Linked DNA regions of Homo sapiens: all the other regions are linked to region 1. Evidence: read pairs that join two places in POLR2A ChIA-PET (ENCODE). Cell type or tissue: HepG2. All regions are shown on one strand.

What was found. Peaks named below come from ENCODE experiments on the same cell type or tissue, not always from the same donor. Only the 100,000 strongest peaks of a DNase experiment are listed, where the experiment ranks them.
Region 2: POLR2A ChIA-PET joins it to region 1 with 5 read pairs; 5 of 35 experiments call an interaction of 5 or more read pairs at or near these places.
Region 3: POLR2A ChIA-PET joins it to region 1 with 7 read pairs; 6 of 35 experiments call an interaction of 5 or more read pairs at or near these places.
Region 4: POLR2A ChIA-PET joins it to region 1 with 5 read pairs; 4 of 35 experiments call an interaction of 5 or more read pairs at or near these places.

Annotation. Positions count from the first base shown.
Region 1 is chr16:69,752,940-69,757,939 of GRCh38, forward strand. NOB1 (NIN1 (RPN12) binding protein 1 homolog) reads right to left here and starts at 1,987. Exons shown (of 9, transcript NM_014062.3): 1 at 1,909-1,987; 2 at 1,655-1,787. The coding sequence starts at 1,971. It also overlaps the pseudogene NONOP1. RefSeq lists enhancers at 1,033-1,656, 1,657-2,279. In HepG2, a CTCF peak has its summit at 2,079 (motif pointing left); a DNase peak (open chromatin) is centred at 2,012; H3K4me3 peaks cover 2,410 bases; H3K27me3 peaks cover 548 bases.
Region 2 is chr16:69,837,152-69,842,151 of GRCh38, forward strand. It overlaps WWP2 (WW domain containing E3 ubiquitin protein ligase 2), which reads left to right. Exons shown (of 24, transcript NM_001270454.2): 5 at 2,975-3,112; 6 at 4,873-4,969. Among named protein-coding and RNA genes, the nearest start is that of WWP2, 77 kb to the left of the region's middle. In HepG2, no CTCF peak of the experiment used is centred here; DNase peaks (open chromatin) are centred at 2,190 and 3,050; H3K4me3 peaks cover 450 bases.
Region 3 is chr16:69,828,672-69,833,671 of GRCh38, forward strand. The region is part of intron 4 of WWP2 (WW domain containing E3 ubiquitin protein ligase 2); the gene reads left to right. Among named protein-coding and RNA genes, the nearest start is that of WWP2, 69 kb to the left of the region's middle. In HepG2, no CTCF peak of the experiment used is centred here; DNase peaks (open chromatin) are centred at 2,270, 2,950, 3,244 and 4,803; H3K4me3 peaks cover 1,060 bases.
Region 4 is chr16:69,650,517-69,655,516 of GRCh38, forward strand. NFAT5 (nuclear factor of activated T cells 5) reads left to right here. Exons shown (of 15, transcript NM_138713.4): 5 at 2,720-2,912. Among named protein-coding and RNA genes, the nearest start is that of SNORD13H, 56 kb to the right of the region's middle. In HepG2, no CTCF peak of the experiment used is centred here; no DNase peak of the experiment used is centred here.

The sequences.
Region 1 (5,000 bases):
AAAGAAGAAAGTTGGGGCGTGGTGGCTCACACCTCACTACAGGAGGCTGAGGTGGGTAGATCACTTGAGGTCAGGAGTTCCAGACCAGCCTGGCCAACATGGTGAAACCCCTTGTCTCCTAAAAATACAAAAGTTAGCCAGGTGTGGTGGCGTGTGCCTGTAGTCCCAGCTACTGGGGAGGCTGAGGCAGAAGAATTGCTGGAACCCAGGAGGTGGAGGCTGCAGTGAGCCAAGATCGTGCCACTGCACTCCAGGCTAGGCAACACAGCCAGACTCCATCTCAAAAAAAAAAAAGTTTCAGATTTAGGAGCATTCTGGATTTCAGATTCAGTATGCTCAACTTGTAATTGTAGTAGTCTATGAGGAAACAAAAAGCATGTGCTTAATGCATAATACATGTCAGACTGCTGTTATTCTCCAGAGTCATCCATAATAAACACTTAAAATTTCCTGAAATTAACAGAAAGATGTCTCCTGCTACCCTGGTACAAGGAACACTAGGTATATTGCTCTTATTTCCTAAAAAACAGACATTAGCAGCAACGAAAATTTACTGTGCACTTACTGTGTACTAGGCACTGCATTAAAAGCTTTATGTGTTAATGCATTTCATCCTTTGCCATTCTTCAAAAGTACTATTAGTATTTCCTCGGAAAGATTTAGTAAGTTGGCAAAGATCACAGAGCTACTAAGTTGGTGGAGAAAATCGTAGAAATCACAAACAGAGGAGGTAACATCATCTCCACTATCAGCCTCTAACCTCTAAAACACTTCCAACCACTGAGGGGCCTTTCCTGGGTATCACCTTGATTCCCAACAAGAGAACAACGCTGACTCCTAAGCCAAGAGACAATTCTTTAATTTTCTTTATTTCTTATTTTTTTTGAGACAGAGTCTCGCTCTGTCGCCCAGGCTGGAGTGCAGTGGTACGATCTCGGCTCACTGCAACCTCCACCTCCAGGTTCAAGCAATTCTCCTGCCTCAGCCTCCCAAGTAGCTGGGATTACAGGAGCACACCACCACGCCCAGCTAATTTTGTATTTTTAGTAGAGGCAGGGTTTCACCATGTTGGTCAGGCTGGTCTCAAACTCCTGACCTCAGGTGATGCGCCCGCCTCGGTCTCCCAGTGCTGGGATTACAGGCCGTAAGCCACCGCGCCCAGCTTAATTTTCTTTCACATTTAATACAATGCAAAGCATTCCCTTTTTAAAGCTCTGCCAGGTGCAGATCTTTGTATCCAGTCATCAGCCCAATCTACTGAAAAGAAATGGACGAGAGTAATAGCAAGAGATCCAAACTCTTATTTTAAATCCAAATAAATTTATTGCTTGTCTGCAAAGTGCTTGACACTGAGCTGACTGCCATATTCCTCAGTTCATGCTCACAGCAACCTTGGAGACAGATACAATTATTATTCCCATTTTGCGGATGAGGTAAACGAGGCCCAAATTTGAATGCTATGCCCGAGAGCATACAGCTAGTTACTGGAGGACTCCAGACCCAGGAAGCCTCTCTCCTACCACAATCTCCTAGAAAGTGCTGGCTCTAAATCTACTGCTCTGATAAGGCAGCTAGACCCCAACTCGCACCCAACTGGGTGCCATCTGCGCCCTGGACCCCAGCTTCCCGTCAACGCTAGGGCAGAGGCACTCACCCAGCCGCACGTATTCCGGTAAGGGCTCCTTGAACCGCAGCTCGTAGGGCAGGACAGCGAGCCGCCTGCGTGTGGCCTTGTCCCGAATCTCAGTGACCACCTCCCGGATGGTGTAAATGTTCTTCCCGATGTCCTGCGGACAGAACGCCCCAGCTCAGACCCACCCGCACCAAGCAACGCTCCGCGCGACTCCACGCACTCCGGGAGGGGCGGCCAGCCCAGATCTCTCTCGTCCCGGAGGGAGCTCCCCGTACCTGCAGAGCCGCATGCCGCAGGAAAGCCCCAGCATCCGCCACAACGTGCTCCACTGGAGCCATGTTGGCTGCGTGAGAGGGGAGCGCGCATGCGCACGGAGCTTGCGCCGGCTCCTATGTCCAAGTCTGGGCCTCTGGGAACCAGGAAGAGCAGCCGCGACTTAGCTGCGCCTCCTGGCGGCCGCGCCAGCACCTCCCTGCTCTACTCGCGCGCATGCGCAGCGACGCCGCCCGCATAGCCAGAGAAGTGTGGGCGGGGTCAAACCTTGGGGGACACCTGGGAAATCGGCTTCAGCATCTAGACCTTAGTGCCTTCTTCACCTTTGAAGATAAAACCTGCCAGGTGTAGTGGTGCGCGCCTAGAGTCCCAGCTATTAAGGAGGCTGAGGCGAAAGGATTGCCTGAGCCCTGGAATGTGAAACCAGCCTGGGCAACATAGAGAGACCCCCATCTCTTCAATAAATAAATAAATTTAAAACCTGTATATATTCTTATGGTTAAAAGTCAATCAATACAGATTACCTAATTTCGTTATCACAGCACCCCTATGAGATAGGTACTGTTTTTTTTTAAAGGCTTAAAATGTATTTTAATAGGTCGATGCTGCATTACTGCTCCAGTTCTCAGAAAAACTCCAAATATATCAGAGACAAATCAAATACAATACACCAATGGAAAAAAAAGGCACAGCATGACTACCTAAGATAGGCGAGTCTAAGAGCTACTGTCAGACCTTCAGTATACAGTAACCCTGTTCCCAAGATTGTACTAGGCCTATCAAGAAAAGCTGTGAACAGCAGTATCATAGACACAAAAGGGTCATTCCTGGGTGTCCTCACCCAAGAAAAAGATGGAGGCAAGTTAACACAAGATTTTTTTTTAAAGATATACTAAAATGAAAATCTCTAAGAGAAAATGTCTTCTTTAGGACATGAAGGGGTAATATATGGGATATAATAGAACCGTATGTACGTTGCCTGTGACCTTTGTGGACGTTTACCTGAATTCTCACCTGGGAGTGAATGGAGCAATGCGGCTAAGGTCATTGGGGGATGTTTGGTTTTTGTGGTGTATGTGGCAGTTTCTCTGGGACTGGGGGAGTGTAAGGATAAGAAAGCAAGTGAGGTTGGGCACGGTGGCTCACCCCTGTAATCCCAGCATTTTGGGAGGCTGAGGCAGGGGATCACGAGGTCAGGAGTTCAAGATCAGCCTGGACAAGCTTGAACCCGAGAGGCAGAGATTGCAGTGAGCCGAGATCGTGCCACTACACTCCAGCCTGGGCGACAGAGTAAGACTCCATCTCGGGGGCAGGGCAAGCAAATGAAACAAGATGGACAAAAAAAAAAAAAAAAAAAAACAACAAACAAACCAAAAAAACAGAATGATCAAGATTAATGGGCTCTAACTGGATCTACTTTGCCATGGTTTCCCCAGGCCCTCAACAATCACATTTGAGACTTCAGGAATGCACCACACAGAACTGATTAAATAATATACTACATAGAATTGACTTGTTTAATACCACCCCTCCCTTGTCCTCTGCCTCCAGCATACTCCCTAGAGTAGTACAGGCAGGGTAGATCTAACTATTGGAAGGAATCCCTAACACTTTTCCAGGGTAGAATTCTGGCTGGTCCAAAAAGGGTCCTTCTTTTAAGGGTTTTGAGAAACTAGACACTGCAACTTATTAGTATCGGCGACGTTTGTTTGGAGCAAATTCAGCTCCAGGAGCTGCATGGTTGAATGCAGGAGGAGTTTCACCAATTGCCCCAATTCCTTCCATTGTAGCAGCCTGACCAAAGCGTTCAGTTGTTGGTGGGGTCAATCCCAAAGTTCCATCCGGCATCATAGTGGCAGGTCCTGGAGGAGCTGGGGTACCAGCTGGCACAGGAGCAGGGGTCAAGGCACCTCTGCTGTTTATGCCCATAGCACCTCCCATAGCCATCTGACCCATCCAAATCTCCTGCTCTCTCACATCAGGGAAGGTTCCCTTGAATCCTTCCTGCTGTGGCTGCATCATTTCTTCTTGCTGCCGCCGCATCTCTTCTTCAGGGCGCCTGCGCTCTTCCTCCTGCCTGAGCTCCAGTTGCTTTCGTTTTTGCACCTCTTGGTTGTGCAGCTCTTCCATCCTCCGAAGTTCTTCTTGGCGCCTCATCAAATTCTGTCTCATTAGCATGACCTGGTGCTTATGGCGTGCAGCCTCCATCTCCATCTCTGGCTTCTCACGAGCCTCTTTGATGTTGCGGTCCACTTGGTCCTGCTGCTGCTTCTCCATCTCAATGAGTGCCTTCCAGCGCATGGCATATTCATACTCAAAGGAGCCAGGCTGTGCAAATCTGGGTGGTTGCTCTCGTTCCTTGTGAAATTGCTGGTTTTTTATAACCAGCTTCTCTGGAAGTCCCCCTTCATCATCTAACTGGTCCATGGGCTCCATAGTCACAGGACGAGGAAATGTGGTTAGCAGGAAGGAGCCTTCACTGCGTCTGTCCAGAGCTTTCCCAGCAGCTGGCTTCCCTGAGAACTCAACAATGCCTTTTCCTGAGGGCCTTCCTCGATCATCCACAATGACTACAGCCCTCTCTACCTGGCCAAACACAGAAAAGGCTTCTTCCAGCACTTCGTTGGACACATACTGAGGAAGGTTTCGAACTGTAAGGGATGCACTATGGCAGGAAAAGCGCACACGCAGCTGCTTTCCACAGAGTGGCATATTGTCCAGCTCCACTTTCGCAATCTCCGCTAGGGTTCGTGTTTCCAAGCGGATAAAGCCAAATCCTTAATCCTTATGAATGAAGACTTCGCCTGCCTTTCCATATTTCTCAAATAGTTTCCTCATTTCTTCCTCAGTGATGTCGGGAGGAAGATTTCCCACAAAAAGACGGCTTCGTTGGGTGAAGGTCTTCTCTCCTGGTTTTCTAAAATTCTTCAGGCCAAATAGTCAAAGCCTTCATTTTGGCTGCTGGCCTGTTGCCCATTTGCAGGTATTGGCGGTGGTGGCGGCTGCAGCTGTTGCTGCTGGTGGTGATGTTGATGATGCTTTCTTGGAGTATGGTTTTGCTTCTCCAAGTTAAAAGTTTTATTACTCTGCATTT
Region 2 (5,000 bases), 84 kb after region 1:
TGGACTCAAGCAATCCATCCTCCTTGGTCTCCCAAAGTGCTGGGATTACAGGCATGAGCCACTGAGCCTGGCTGGCTGCTTTTAATTAATTTTTTTTAGTGACAGAGTCTCACTGTGTTACTCATGCTTGTCTTGAACTCCTGGCCTCAGGTGATCCTCCTACCTCAGCCTCCCAAAGTGCTGGGATTACAGGCATGAGCCACTGCACCCAGCCCATTGGCTCTTTTTGAAGACAAAATGTGTCTCAAGGTGTTGTATGATGGCTTCTGAGCCTTCAAATATATAATGATTCCACTGGAGACAATGAGTAGATAAACCAGATAGAAGAGCTAACTTGGATCCCTGAGATGAGACCATGGAGAGGAAAATTCAGGCTATCTCTCTGCCTTCTGTCCAAGGCCCATGGCAGTGTGACTGTCACGGGGGTAGAAATTAGCAACAAGAGGCCTTGGGTTCCTCCACTCTCCTGTTGAACATTATCAGTCCTCCAGGAAGGAGGAAAAAAAAGTGCCAACACTCCATTTATGAAACGATGACCTTTGAGGTATCAGGACAGGAATCAAGGAGCCTTCCGGAATGCTCATCCCTCAGCACGCTTCCAATAGCGGTGTGTGTCCTGGAGCCAGAAGGCTGGGCGCCTTTAGGAGATGACCTGGAAACAAGATGAAAGGACAGTTTGTCTGCGTGATGGGTCTGTGGCTTACCTTGGAAGATTCTGTGGTCACAGCCCAAAAAAGTCTCAGAAGGATCAGAAGGATCAAGAGAAGAATGACTATAAAATGAATGAAGGCTAGGGCGCGGTGGCTCACTCCTGTAATCCCAGCACTTTGGGAGGCCAAGGTGGGAGGATTGCTTGAGGCCAGGAGTTCGAGACCAGCCTGGGCAACATAGTGAACCATGTCTCTATAAAAAAAAAATTAAAAAGCAAAACAAAAAACAAATACAGTGAATGAGAAGTTAGACCAAGAGGAATTAGGACTCTTCCTAAACACAGGAAGTCAACAGGGAGATGATAAAAATGACAGCTTATTAGGAACTCGGTAGGTGCCATTTACTTCTTTGCAAGAGTCCTCTGAAAAAGGTGCCATGATTACCCCTGTTTTGCAGGTAGGGAGACTGATGCTCAGGTTAGGTAGTTTGCTTCACGGTGCACAGCTCTCAGGGACTAGAACTGTGAATTAAACTCGGAGTGCCTGACCACACCCCCTCTTAATCCACGTGCTTAAAAACCCTATTGCCAGAGACTTAGGTACTGGATCTTGGCGTAATAGAGGAGGGAGACCCTCCTTGACTTAAAAAAAAAAAAAAAAAAGCCCACAATAATCAACACTTACGATTGCATAGTTTCAGGGGGCTAGATTTGGCAGCAGCTTAGCTGGGCAGCCTGGCCAGGGATCTCTCCCGAGGCTGCATTCAGGATGTGGACTAAGCTGTAGGGTTAGGCTCTGCTGGGGCTGGAGCAGCTGCTTCCCAAGTGGCCACTCCCAGGGATGGCAAGAGGTGGCTGGGGGTTGAAAGGCCTCAGTTCCTTCCCATACTCCTTGGCTTTTGAAGGAACTCGTTTCCTTTGGAAACTACAAGTGTTATTTTATAGAAACGTTTAGTACTCACCAAGGCCCTCAGTGGAACTGGCTGAAAATAGCAGCAGACTCACTCAGAAAAGAATTGGAGAGATCCATGGCAGGGAAGAGAGATTAAGGGAAGGTAGAGCGCTTAGGAGAGCTTGAAAACCCAAAGGGTAACTGGTTTCTATCTTATTATAATAGATCTTTGACTTGATCCAGAATTTTCTGCTAAGTTCTTAAAGGGTTGTATCTGTAGAGGGATTTAGAGCAGTCTTTTTTGGGGGGGTGGGGGAAGGGGGGTTATCTCTAGAAAGTGCTGAAATTTACCTTAGTGTGCTTATGGAGACATTTATATATACTATACCTTGTTCTAGAAGACAGGTAAGATAGCTTATAATCATGCAGTAGCAACTAAGAAATAAAACAAAGTGTTGGATTGGGTGGGGCGGGTGGGGAGGGAGGTTCAGATATGTGGTTTTGTAAGGTGTGGAGTGGACGGACCCCGTGGAAATCCTCATAAAGGCTGATTCCCTCTTGGTAATTATTAAACGGCCCTGAACTGAAGGCCATAGCTCCTGGCTGGACTGAACTGAAGGGAACTGAAATATTCAGTGTGGACTAAACACTTAACTAGACAGAAGCTATTCAGCACAGCCAAGTTCAGTAGCAGGGTGGAGGGTGTGTATGCAGCAGTTTCTAGCCTGCCTAGGGCTTGGTGCTTCTGCCTCCAGTCAGCTTGTTCTGTTTTTCTGCTACAGTCACCCACAGGACTGAATCTGCCTGGTATCCTTGGGGACGGGGTGCTCTGGGCCACTTCTCAATTCTCTCTCCTTAAGTCACTGATGGGGCTGATTAGCCTGTATTGAAGTTTCATTGTTTTAACTTTTTTTTCCTTATTTCAAGACAATACATTTTCAGGATTGAAAATTTTAAAAAACAACATCATGTTTTAACACAAATAAGAAAAGAATAAGCCCCTGCAATCCCTCATCTAGATGGAGATGCCTCCTGTTGACAGTTCCTTAGGGTCTCCTCGGTTTCTATGGGCAGGGGGATATTACTTGCAACTAATTTCTTCGTCTGTACGCCATCAATATCCCTATGCTTTTCTCACAGTCCTGCAAGTATAAACAAACTAATACATCAGTAATGTGGAAATTATGGTGCTGACCCAGTGATATGAAATGTTTAGAAAGAGTGCAGCTTCCCCTCCAGCCTGATACAACAGTGATTTCATTAGACATATTCCTTCCCACTCTTTTTTCCATGCCACGAGGCAAAATGTGAAGATGTGGAGAAAGCATTCCCAGAGAAGCCAGCAAAGGTGAAATGAAAGCTTCTAATTTAGAGAATCTTAACTTGGGGTGCATTCTCTTTAGCCCATCCATGTTGCCTTTTGTACCCCACAGTGGAGAACATGCAGCTGACCCTGAACCTGCAGACGGAGAACAAAGGCAGCGTTGTCTCAGGCGGAGAGCTGACAATTTTCCTGGACGGGCCAACTGTTGATCTGGGAAATGTGCCTAATGGCAGTGCCCTGACAGATGGTGAGTGCCGCCCTGCTCCTCAGGACTGTGCCGGGACAGGGTGGGGCTGGGCGGGGGCCAGGAGGTGCTGAGAGCTTGGTTCTTACTAGGCCATCTTGGTTTGATTCCCACTCAGCCTGGCCCATAGCTAGCCCGGACTCTTCTTAGCTCCGTGGATCAGTATCACAACATGAATTTTCAAGGGTCACAGTAAATGTCCAGTCTTTGTAAATATGTAATTGTTTGGTTTGATAGCAGAGAAAAACATCTTTCATCCCATGTGGACTTTGGAAAATGAAATATCTTTATCAAATGTGACTTTGGCCCATTATTTTCCTTCCCAATACAGTTACACTTTTTGGGGAGGTTGAAGGTGTTTTTATGAGAGGCATTGGTTGGGAAGGGTACGCTGTGTTCTTCTAGAGATACACACTAGCAAAATACAGACAGAGCAGGGAATTTGGAGAGTGTCCCTTGCTCTGTCCCGAATGTTGGTAGTTTGTTTCTTTTGATCTAGTCTGAAATTAGTCACCTTTGGATCTAGCAGGAAATTATTTCATGAAGTCCGAGGTCTGAAATGGGTTGGGTTTCTCCATAATTTTTCTCATTAAATGTTTTGTTAGATGTGATGTAACCATGGCACTTTCCAGACACCAAGCAGGATTTCTGTAGCTTCAAAGGGGTGCAATTTGAATTGCAATTCAAGGGCAGTTGGTTGGAATCTCAGTGGCCGGATGGGCCTTGACTGTGGAGAAAAATCCCTTAACTGGACTGATCGGTGTTTGGGGTGCTTTGGTGCTTGGAGAAAAACATGTGTCATTCACTCATTCAACACATATATATGTAATTGTATTCTGGTATGCACTAGGTCTTAGACCAGGCCCTAGCCAGATGGCAGTGGGCCAAATTCACATGGTCTCCACTGCTTCAGGTTTACAGTCTCCTTGATGAGGGCAGGGGAAGTTAGATATCAAATGAGTAAACACACAGATAATTACATAGCTGTGATTGTAACAAAAGCTATCAGTGAAAACCACAGGGTGCTATGAGATTCCTGTACTTTGTTGGGGGAGATCTCATCTAAGTTGCGGGGTCAGGGAAGGTTTCTCTGAGGAAGCTGAGACTTGGAGGATGAGGAGTTTAGACAGGCCAAGGTGGGAGTGTGGGGTAAAGGGGTGGCTTGGCCTGTGGTGGGAACAGAGGCAGTCAGCGTGGTTGGATTATTAGGAGCAAGAAGGAGAGAGAATGGAGGAGGTGAGATCAGAGAAACAGGTCAACTCAGATCACGCAGCCTTGAAACATTTGGTAGGGATTTTGGACCTCATCTTGAGAAACAGCTATTGAAGGGTTTCTCGCAGAAGACTATGATGATCTGATTTGGCTTTGTAAAAGCTCTCTGGGTGTATTATGGAGAAATGCCCCCGATTTCTGGCCCCTACTTTGCATGGTTAGGGTTTTGTTCTCTATCTCACGTTTTTGAGGCTCAGATTCATTTAATGGATAAGGCAATGTGCTTGTAAGTGCCTTGGATGTTCTTCAATGTCTTGGAGAAGAGAAGCTGTTTCCAAGGTTTGAGCCCCACTGCTCCATGGCATGGATCGGATCCATATGATCGTCCCTGTTCCTCTTCTCCTGGTGGCTGCAGCTTGCCGGATGTCCATATCCCGTGGTGGTGGGCAACTCTAACACACAGACGGAGTTCTGTTCCTGGCCGTCAAATCTCAAACACGAGTTGAGCTCCTCAATGCTTCTGTCTTTTCTTGTGATTGATTCCTTTCTAGGATCACAGCTGCCTTCGAGAGACTCCAGTGGAACAGCAGTAGCTCCAGAGAACCGGCACCAGCCCCCCAGCACAAACTGCTTTGGTGGAAGATCCCGGTAAGACCCCCCTTGGTGAGGACAAAGAGCT
Region 3 (5,000 bases), 76 kb after region 1:
TATATTTTTAGTAGAAATAGGGTTTTGCCATGTTAGCAAGGCTGGTCTTGAACTCCTCACCTCAGGTGATCCACCCGTCTTGGCAAGGTCATCATCTATTTAACTGTTAAATATGGGAGTTTCCTATTATTCCATCCTCTTCTTCCATGATCTCATCTCTGTTTCACCTTCCTCTCTATGCAAACCACCGTGTGCAGGTGAGCCACAGATTTGAATCACTTCTGAGCTCTCTTCCCACGTATCTGACGACTCTCTTGGTGTTTCCCTGTGGTGTTCCCTGACAGGTGTTTCCCTGTCAGAAGCACCTCAACATGTGCAAGTCACCTCCTCAGACTTGGTCCTGTTCCCGTATTCTGTATTTCATCATATAGAGCCTCTATTTGTCCAGTTAAGTGCTTTAGAATCCCAGGAGCCGTCTTCGATACCCGACCCCTCTTGCCCACCCCGTTTTCTAATCTCTTTTCAGATTATCTTGATTTTTACTTTTGCAAGTCTGCCCACTTCTTCAGCTCCACTTCTGCTCTAGTCCTTTCCTGGCTGCCAAAATTTTCATCTGCAGCCTCCTGTCTGCTCTGCCTGTTTCTGTCCTTCCTTTCCTCCGGCTTGTTTTCCACACCAAAGCCAGAATGATTATTAATCCAGCAAGGCTGATCTTGTCACACCTCAGTTAAAAAACCCTTTAGCACTGTGCAGTGGCTCTTAGGTTACAGAAAAACTCTCTAACACAGCATGTCACAAGGCATTGCAATGTCCAGTGACCACTCAGTCCTCCCACCCATTTGGATCTCATTCCAGTCCAGCCCCGTTCATCTCTGCCCACTTTCCTGAATGCACCCAGCTCATTGTGCCACAGGACCTTTGCACACAACATTTCCCCTGCCTGGATGGTCTTCCTCCCTGCCCTGCCCTACCCTGCTAGCTGTCTTCTTGAAACTTAGATGACAGTTATCAGTTTCTCAAGAAACTTTTCCTGATGTCCTGACCAGGCCAAGCATCTGGCTGCTCAGGGGACCATATGTTAATATCTCTTGCATGAAACCTTTTCTTACAGTTGCAACTTTACATTTCCTTGTTACTTCCACTTCTCCCACTGAATTAATTGTAACGTTCCTAAAAGCAGGGACAACGTCTGTTTCCATTTTCCATGATAACATAGCTTCAAGCACTGTCTGGAAGATAGTGGGCACCCAGCAAATGTTACTTGAACCTCCTGGGTTCAAGTAATCCTCTTGTCTCAGCCTCCTGAGTAGCTGGGACCATAGGCACACGCCACTGCGCCCAGCTAATTTTTTTTTTTTTTTCAGATAGAGTCTAACTCTTTCACCTAAGCTGGAATGCAGTGGCGCGATGTTGGGTCATTGCAGCGTTCGCCTCCTGGATTCAAGTGATTCTCCTGCCTCAGCCACCCAAGTAGCTGGGATTACAGGCACATGCCACCATGCCTGGCTAGTTTTTGTATTTTTAGTAGAGATGGGGTTTCACCACATTGCCTAGGTGGGTCTTGAACTCCAGCGCTCAGGCGATCTCTCTGCCTTGGCCTCCCAAAGAGCTGGGATTACAGGCGACAACCACCATGCCCGGCCTAGTTTTTTTCTGTTTTATAGAGATGAGGGTCTCACTTTGTTGCCCAGGCTGGTCCCAAACTGGTCTCAAGCCATCCTCCTGCCTCGGCCTCCCAAAGTGTTGGGATTACAGGGATGAGCCACTGTGCCCAGCCCAGGAAATGTTTCCTGAATGAATGAACAAGAAACAGAGAAAAAGTTTGTAAACTGGCTTTGTAAAAATGAGGCTATTTTCTCTAGAAGAGTTCATACAACCCTCAGGAGACCAAAACTTTAATTTAGCAATGATAAAGGGTAGATTCCCAGCGGTAGTAGCCCAAAGAAGAGACTGCAAGACCAAGCCAGAGTTCTCATTACATTCTGGGTTCTGGGTAAGACCCTGCCAGAGTGTGAGTGTTGGGGGGCCGCGGGGAGGTGGAGTAAGCAGAGTCAGCATTGGTGCCCCAACAGGAATACCAGTGTTCACTGTTGGCCTAGCTGGGTAGAAGAGACTTTCTGTTGTTAGGCTCTGGCTAAGGTTGGAAGCCGAAGAGCCATCGTAACAGTAAATCCTGGAATCATCTGGCTTCCTTTACTGCAAAGGAAATGTGAAAGAGCCTTCTCTCTAGACCTGGGGTGGACTCCAGCCTGTGTGTGTCTGAGTTTCAGGGAACTGGGGAATGGAAAGGAGACTGTTTACTCTCTGCCCTTCTGGAATTTCCCCCGGTTCCCTTCCTCTGTGTACCAGTGTTTGCAGTTATGTGTAGAATGAACACGGGCCTGTTAATGAAGTGCTGCTTACTCTCACCCGCTTTTGATGGGCCTATGGGATTGAGGGCAGAGGGAGGCAGGAAGAAGGAGGCTTGTTTCACTAAGCAGGTCTTATGTTAATGGCCAAATCAGTCACATCTTCATCGGGCTTCAGAGACTCTTAATCCTGGCGTCCTTGGCCTCCCTTTAAAAAATTCTCCTTTCTTTCTTGTTTCATGTTTCTCAAATTTCCAGGTAAATCCTATCATTTGTATTCTGAATTAGGAACCAAAAGAAAACAGAACTATTTTTCCTTTGACATGCACATACATTTCGGTGGTATGGGGTGGGGAGGGACAATAATGAGAAAATACCCCAAACTAGAAAGTTCTTTCGTACATTTGCTGTGAAACTCTCCAGGCAAGAGTTCTGGATTTTGTAACGGAATTGCATTATAGTAGCATGGTCTGGCAGTTACAGTTTATGTAGTTTTTTTTCTTTTGTTGGAATAAGGACGGCAATTTCCATGCCCTATTTATCTATATTTATTAGTACCACATGCAAACAACATATTTTTAAAAATCCAGGTCAAGAAAGGGAAAAAGTAACTCTTAGAAAAATATGACTCATCCTTGCTGCACGTACAAACTCTTCTCAATAGGAAATTATTAACTTGAAGCCACTTGCAAATCTGAGGCTTTGAAGGGAGGAAAAATAAGAGTGAGAGTTATTCCCCAAACAGCTTGACTGATGTGTCTTCTACCTTTTTATATTTTAAACTATATTTTGTCAAATTCTTGCAAGTTTTTATTGTTATAGTTGCTGTTAGTACCTTAGGCATGCTGGCATGGAAAAAAACAAAACCTTTTTTTTTTTTTTTTTTTTTGAGACAGTGTCACTCTGTCACCCAGGCTGGAGTGCAGTACCCTGATCTCAGCTCACTGCAGCCTTGACCTCCTGGGCACAAGCGATTATTCCGCCTCAGCCCCCCAAGTAGTTGGGAGTATAGGCAGGTACCACCACGCCCAGCTAATTTTTGTGTTTTTAATAGAGGCAGGGTTTCACCATGTTGCCCAGGCGGGTCTCGAACTCCTGAGCTCAAGCGAACCATCTGCCTCGGCCTCCCAAAGTGCTAGGATTACAGGTGTGAGCCACTGCGCCCTGCCTTCTTTGTTTGTTTGTTTGTTTTGTTTTGTTTTGTTTTGTTTGATAGTGGCCAGTTACTAGAACAAAAACTGTTATAGGAAATGTGAAACATACACAGAGGTGGAAAAACAGTCGATGAATCCCCACATGCCATTACCCAGTTCAGTAGCCATCTATGACGGGCCATTCCTGTCTCATCTAACTTCCCATCCCACCCCTGCTGGATTAATTTTATGAAAATCCCGACATACTTCAACTATAAATATTAATATTTTAGTGTATTTCTCTAAAAGATAAGAACTCTTAAAAACCCAACCCATGATGCCAATTTCATACCTAGAAAACTCAATGGTAATCATTTAATATTTTGAACTATCTAGTCAGTTTTTACATGTCCCCAGTTGTAGTGTAACCCTTTCATTTTATTTTTAAAAAATTTTTAATGTTTTTTGAGACAGAGTCTCACTCCATCACTCAGTCCGGAGTGCAGTGACATGGATCTCAGCTCACAGCAACCTCTGCCTCCTGGGTTCAAGTGATTCTTGTGCCTCAGCCTCCCAAGTTAGCTGGGATTACAGATGTGTGCCACCACACCTGGCTAATTTTTGTATTTTTAGTAGAGATGGGGTTTTGCCATGTTGGCCAGGCTGGCTTGAACTCCTGAACTCAAGTGATCTGCCTGCCTTGGCCTCCCAAAGTGCTGGGATTACAGGTGTGAACCACTGTGCCTGGCCCAACCTTTTTATTTTTTATTTTTATTTTTCGAGATGGGATCTTGCTCTCTTGCCTAGGCTGGAGTGCAGTGATGCAAACATGGCTCAGTGCAGCCTTGACCTTCTGGGCTCAAGTGATTCTCCTGCCTAGCCTCCCATGAAGGTGGGACCGCAGGTGCACGCCACCACGTCCAACTAATTATTTTATTTTATTTTTTATACAGATGGGGTCTCACTTTGTTGCCCAGGCTGGTCTCAAACTCTTGGACTCAAGCGAGCCCCCTGCCTTGGCCTCCCAAAGTGCTGGGATTACAGGCGTGAGCCACTGTGCTCAGCCTTTTTAAGCCATCGGTTTGTCTGAGTCAGGAACCAAACAAGATTGATATATCTTTTCAGTCTCTCTTAACTTAGAGGTAGTCCTCCCTCTTTTTACTCCTTGCAGTGTGTTGTTGAAGAAACTGGACAGCGTGTCCTTTACAGTTTCCCACACTTTGGATTTTGCTGTGTGTCTCCCTAAAGTGTGGGTCTGTGTGTCTCTCTGTCCCTCATGGGCAGATCTAGAGGCTGAGACTGACCTTGGTTCTTTTTTTTCTCTGGTGTGGTGATATGTGTTTCCATCAGGAGGCACATGGTGTCTGATTGTCTCTCTTGGTATGCTGGCTTTTAAAGGGCTGTCTTTCAAAGGGCACAGTCCCTGGGGACTTCCCAGAGTCTTTTCCCTAGATTCTCATATTCAGCCTTACTGCTGTCTGTCGACCTCCATAAAGTAGCATTAGAAGGTATTGGTAACCAGTTATTACTTAGAACAGAAGGGTGCAGTCGTATAGCTGAAGAAGTATGTTTGCTGATT
Region 4 (5,000 bases), 100 kb before region 1:
TCATCCCAAGTGAGATCATTTGTTTTGCTAGACTAGTAAAACTCACTTTCATTTATTTGCCCTTATAAATATTAGCTTGACTAGCATAAGTGAGTATAAAAACATGTCTTGCCAAGTTAATCGATATGCTCTATGAATTTTCCTTGTATTTCAAACTAAAATTTTCCCTTTTCTATTATAAAATTGATACATATGAATTACAAATATTTGAAAAATACAAGAAAACCTCATAATCTAGTCACTCAGTAAATCTGCTATTATCATTTTGCAGTATTTTCTTTCATCTCTTTGTATGTATATTTGGGGGATATTTCTACATAGTTTCAATAAATGAATATTTTTACTTTAAGATTAGTATAAAACAGAATATCATAGACTTTCATGTGTGAGGAACTGCACACTAGTTAGACCAAATGTTTGAATCTGTACCCAGAATGATGAAAAGAAAAACAGGGTTTACTGCCCATTGTTCCAGCTTCAACTTGATACTTATGTTCATAGAATTTATTCTTCCAGGGCCTTTTAAATGACTTGCACAAGTAATCTTTGATTTACTTATGTCAAATTTACACGAATGGCATTCCTTGTCCAGTTAGGATCTTTCTCATCTTAATATTACAGAAGCTTCTTTATCCCTCTGCTTTCCTTTCTTTGTCCCTTTCTTCTTCTTTGCCTTCATCAACAAACATTTCTTCAGCACCTGTTATGTTTCAGGAAGTGTGCCAGGTTCAGGGAATATAAAGATGATTAAGCACAGTATTGCGCCTTGAGAACTTTTCCTCTCATCTATCAGTCTTACTGAATTCCTATGCTAGTTTCATTCCTTCTTTGCTCCATTCTTTTGCCTCTTTCCTAGCCAAGGATTCAACCTACTCCCCATTTCCATTGAAGATAGTGCCTTTCCTCACTTTGTTCTTGATGATTAAGGCAACAACTTGGTTACAGCTGGAGGGGTAAACATTAGAGCCAGGTTTAAGCCTGCTTAGCTTCTCTGTGTTTGAAGTCGTAATATTCCTACTGGAATCTGGTTGCTTTTAGAGGAGATTTTTCTTCACAGTCATCTGGCTCCTGGATCTTTGATGTGAGTCAAAACTTAGGACTAGGAGGGTCACAGAGAAAGCTATGACCCTGACTTTATTTAAAAACATACGTGAATTTTTTTTTTTTTTTTGAGACGGAGTTTTGCTCTTGTTGACCAGGCTGGAGTGCAATGGCACGATCTGGGCTCACTGCAACCTGCACCTCCTGGGTTCAAGTGATTCTCCTGCCTCAGCCTCCCGAGTAGATGGGATTACAGGTGCCTGCCACCACTCCTGGCTAATTTTTTGTAGTTTTAGTAGAGACGGGGTTTCACCATGTTGGCCAGGATGGTCTCAAACTCCTGACCTCAGGTGATCCACCCCGCTTGGCCTCCCAAAGTGCTGGAATTACAGGTGTGGGACACCACACCATTGCTCAAAAGGAAAGATAACTAACAATATTGTTTTTACTTGTTTTTATTATGTATTTGCAGTGCTTCAACTATTTTACAGATTAAATGTGTTTGCCTGAAGTCATAACCACCATTTGGGATACTGTTTTTCTTTGAACATGCATTCCACATAGCAAATGCATTATAAATAAATGTTAAAAAGCATAACTAAAAAAAATAAGGGCCAGGTGCAGTGGCTCATGCTTGTAATCCCAGCACTTTGGGAGACTGAGGCGGGAGGATCACCTGAGGTCAGGAGTTCGAGACCAGCCTGGACAACATGGTGAAACCCCATCTCTAACAAAAATATAAAAATTAGCTGGGCTTGGTGGCACACGCCTGTAATCCCAGCTACTTGGGAGGCTGAGGCAGGAGAATCACTTGAACCCAGGAAACAGAGGTTACAGTGAGCTGAGATTGTGCCACTGCACTCCAGCCTGGATGACAGAGTAAAACTCCATCTCAGAAAAAAAAAAAAAAAAAGGTAGAATGCTGGTGCTGTAAAGCCCAGATTGTAAAAATTTTTATTGAGGGCTTTAATTACTTAACTAATCACAGATAAAAATAATCTGAAAAATCACACTCCTAGAAAAGATTGTTTAGAGTAAAGCTAATTTCCCAATAAAAATTGAATCGCTAATTTTTTATCTAATTTCTTCAGTTTGGTTTACTGAGAAGGATACTCAAAAGAATAAGCTACATATACCTTCATTTGGTTTGTAGGCCATTTTGTATGGGGGTATGTAGGGTTTTTGGGGGTTTGTTTTTTGTTTTCGCTACCCTCACTTCTTTTACTGTGCAGTTAAAAAATAACAGTAGTTAATCTTATAGCTTTATATAAATTTTGGAATTTATATGTGGAATGCATACATGGAATTTTTAAATCTTATTTTGACTGAAGTACAATGTTAAAGGTTATAGTGACATTAGCTATTCTTTCCTGTTAGTCTCAGTTTATTGCGCTCAATCTTCCTCCCTTCCTCCTACCACTCACATACGTTCATTTTCTTTTCTGTCAAACATACTTTGTTTTATTTTTGCATCATATAGTAAACTTTTTTACAAAACCTTTTTAAAGATACTTTGCTCATGTATCTTCCTTTAGGCAATATTTTATTTTGCCAGCAAGCTGAATAGTTGTTTTTACTATTATTGCCAGTTCTGTTTCTTCCTTTGTCTTAATGGCTTTTTTTTTTTATCAAAAAACTCTTTTTGATACTTTCTCCATGTTGTGCTTTGATTTCTCAGAACATTGGAAAACCAAAAAGGAACTGGAGTAAAGAAGAGCCCTATGTTGTGTGGACAATATCCTGTTAAAAGTGAGGGAAAGGAGCTGAAGATAGTTGTACAACCTGAGACACAGCACCGAGCTCGGTACCTGACTGAGGGCAGCCGTGGCTCAGTGAAAGATAGAACACAGCAAGGCTTTCCTACAGTAAAGGTATTTACTTTATTTATCATTTGAATTTTAGTTAAAATGTAAAGGGGAATGAGAATATGTCCTGAAAAGTAAAATATTTTCAAATCATGAATTTTCTTCCCTCATATTTGATATTTGAATTAGATTCATCCCAAACTTTAGAAAGAATTTTTTTTTTTTTTTTTTGAGACAGAGTCTCACTCTGTCACCCAGGCTGGAGTGCAGTGGTGTGATCTCAGCTCACTGCAGCCTCTGCCTCCGGGGTGCAAGTAATCATGCCTCAGCCACCTGAGTAGCTGGGACTACAGGTGTGTGCCACCAGGCCCAGCTAATTTTTGTATTTTAGTAGTGTCGCAGTTTCACCATGTTGGCGAGACTGGTCTGGAACTCCTGATCTCAAGTGATCCTCCCGCCTTGGAGGAAGAAATATTAAAGTGAATTCAGAGAAATACAGTAGAAATTATTAAGAACTTTGAAAATAAGGTTTTTGAGATGGTTATAGTAATCAAGACTATTGGACTGAGAAAAGACTTGATTAATACTTAAGGCTTACGGTTTAAGAAATGGGATATCATTTGCATCCACTCAAGTACAGGAGGAAAGAAGGAAATGAGGAAAAAAAAAGAAATGAGGTATCAATTGAGTCTTAATTTTTTTTACAGTTGAGACTAAAAGTTAAAAGGGACTTAAATTTTAGCACCTAGGATATCTTGGTATAAAGAATATTTGTCTTTGAAGACAAACCTCAAAAAAATGGGGGAATGGGGAGAGGACTTAACAAGTGTCCCTACCCCTTGCTAAATACTAAATAGGGAGGAATTTTGGCTAGTCATATGGTAGATTCTTATTAAATACAGTTTGTATAAATATGTTAGTTGAACAGTATTTTAAGTTAGGAGTAGAGGTGGACTGCCTTTCATTTTATACTTGAATGAAATTATGATTGAAACTCTGGATCAATCAGGAAACGTGTCTGCCACCATTTATAAGGTTGTTAATAGTCACGTGTACAATATCAAGTCTACCCTTCTTCACTACATACTACCTTAACCCACACCCAGTCCTTCAATCCCAGGACAGGTAACAGGCAAGTGAGAAATCTATGTTATGCTTTGTGTAAATATTTGTCTAGCTAGATATTTTGGTAGTTTGGTCATTACGTTTAACCTAATTGCCCTGACTTTAAGTTATGTTTTGTCTAGTTAGAAGTATTGTTAGATTAATTGCTTAACTATGATAGGGAATGAATTGACCTTAAAAGTTTGTTTAGTCATTCATTCAACAAATACTACACTCCTCCATGTGCCAGGCACTGTTCTAGATTCTGCTGACCAGCAATTTGACTAGTTTGCTTATTTTCCTCATTATGATACCATTTTATAGAGATGTAGCTGTACTGGAATAGAAAAGATGTGTGAATTTTTTAAGTACTTTGTTTGGCATGCATTGTACAATTTACTTTGTGATTTTCTGCATTCTATATTAGGAGCTTCAATGTTTAACTATAAGCCTCATCAAGAATCAGGATTGGAAACATTTGTTCCCAAATGCTGTTTTAAATATTTATTTATTTTTCAGCATACAAATTATAATTTAATTTATGAAGGCTTGCTAGAGACCTGTAATGATCCATAGATCCCCGTTTGAACTAGCAGTCTCTCAGACCATAATGTTTTGTCTCAGGATTTAATGATGTTATATGTATGTATCTAGTCCGTGAAAATGAGCTTCATTTCCTTCTTATTCATATAGCTGCACTCATACTTTTCTATTCAAGTAGCTTTAGTAGAATAAAAATTTGGTATATGTGCTCTCATTTGATGATGATGATGATGCCACTAACAGTTTTGTGAGTTTTCCCATTAGTTATGGTGGTAGGTCCTGAGCAACCCAAATGCTGCCTGAAGTACTGTGCATTCATTCTCATCTGCTTGTACAAATAAATTATAAATGATAATTTATCATCTAACATCTAAATTTATAATTTAAGTATAGTTATTACAGAATTAAAACTATGACTTACTTCAGGAATTTAGCCAACTCTTTTATGAAAATGTTTTATCTCTATTTTTCTTGAAGATTTAAATTTTTTTAAATGTAATTCAGTTA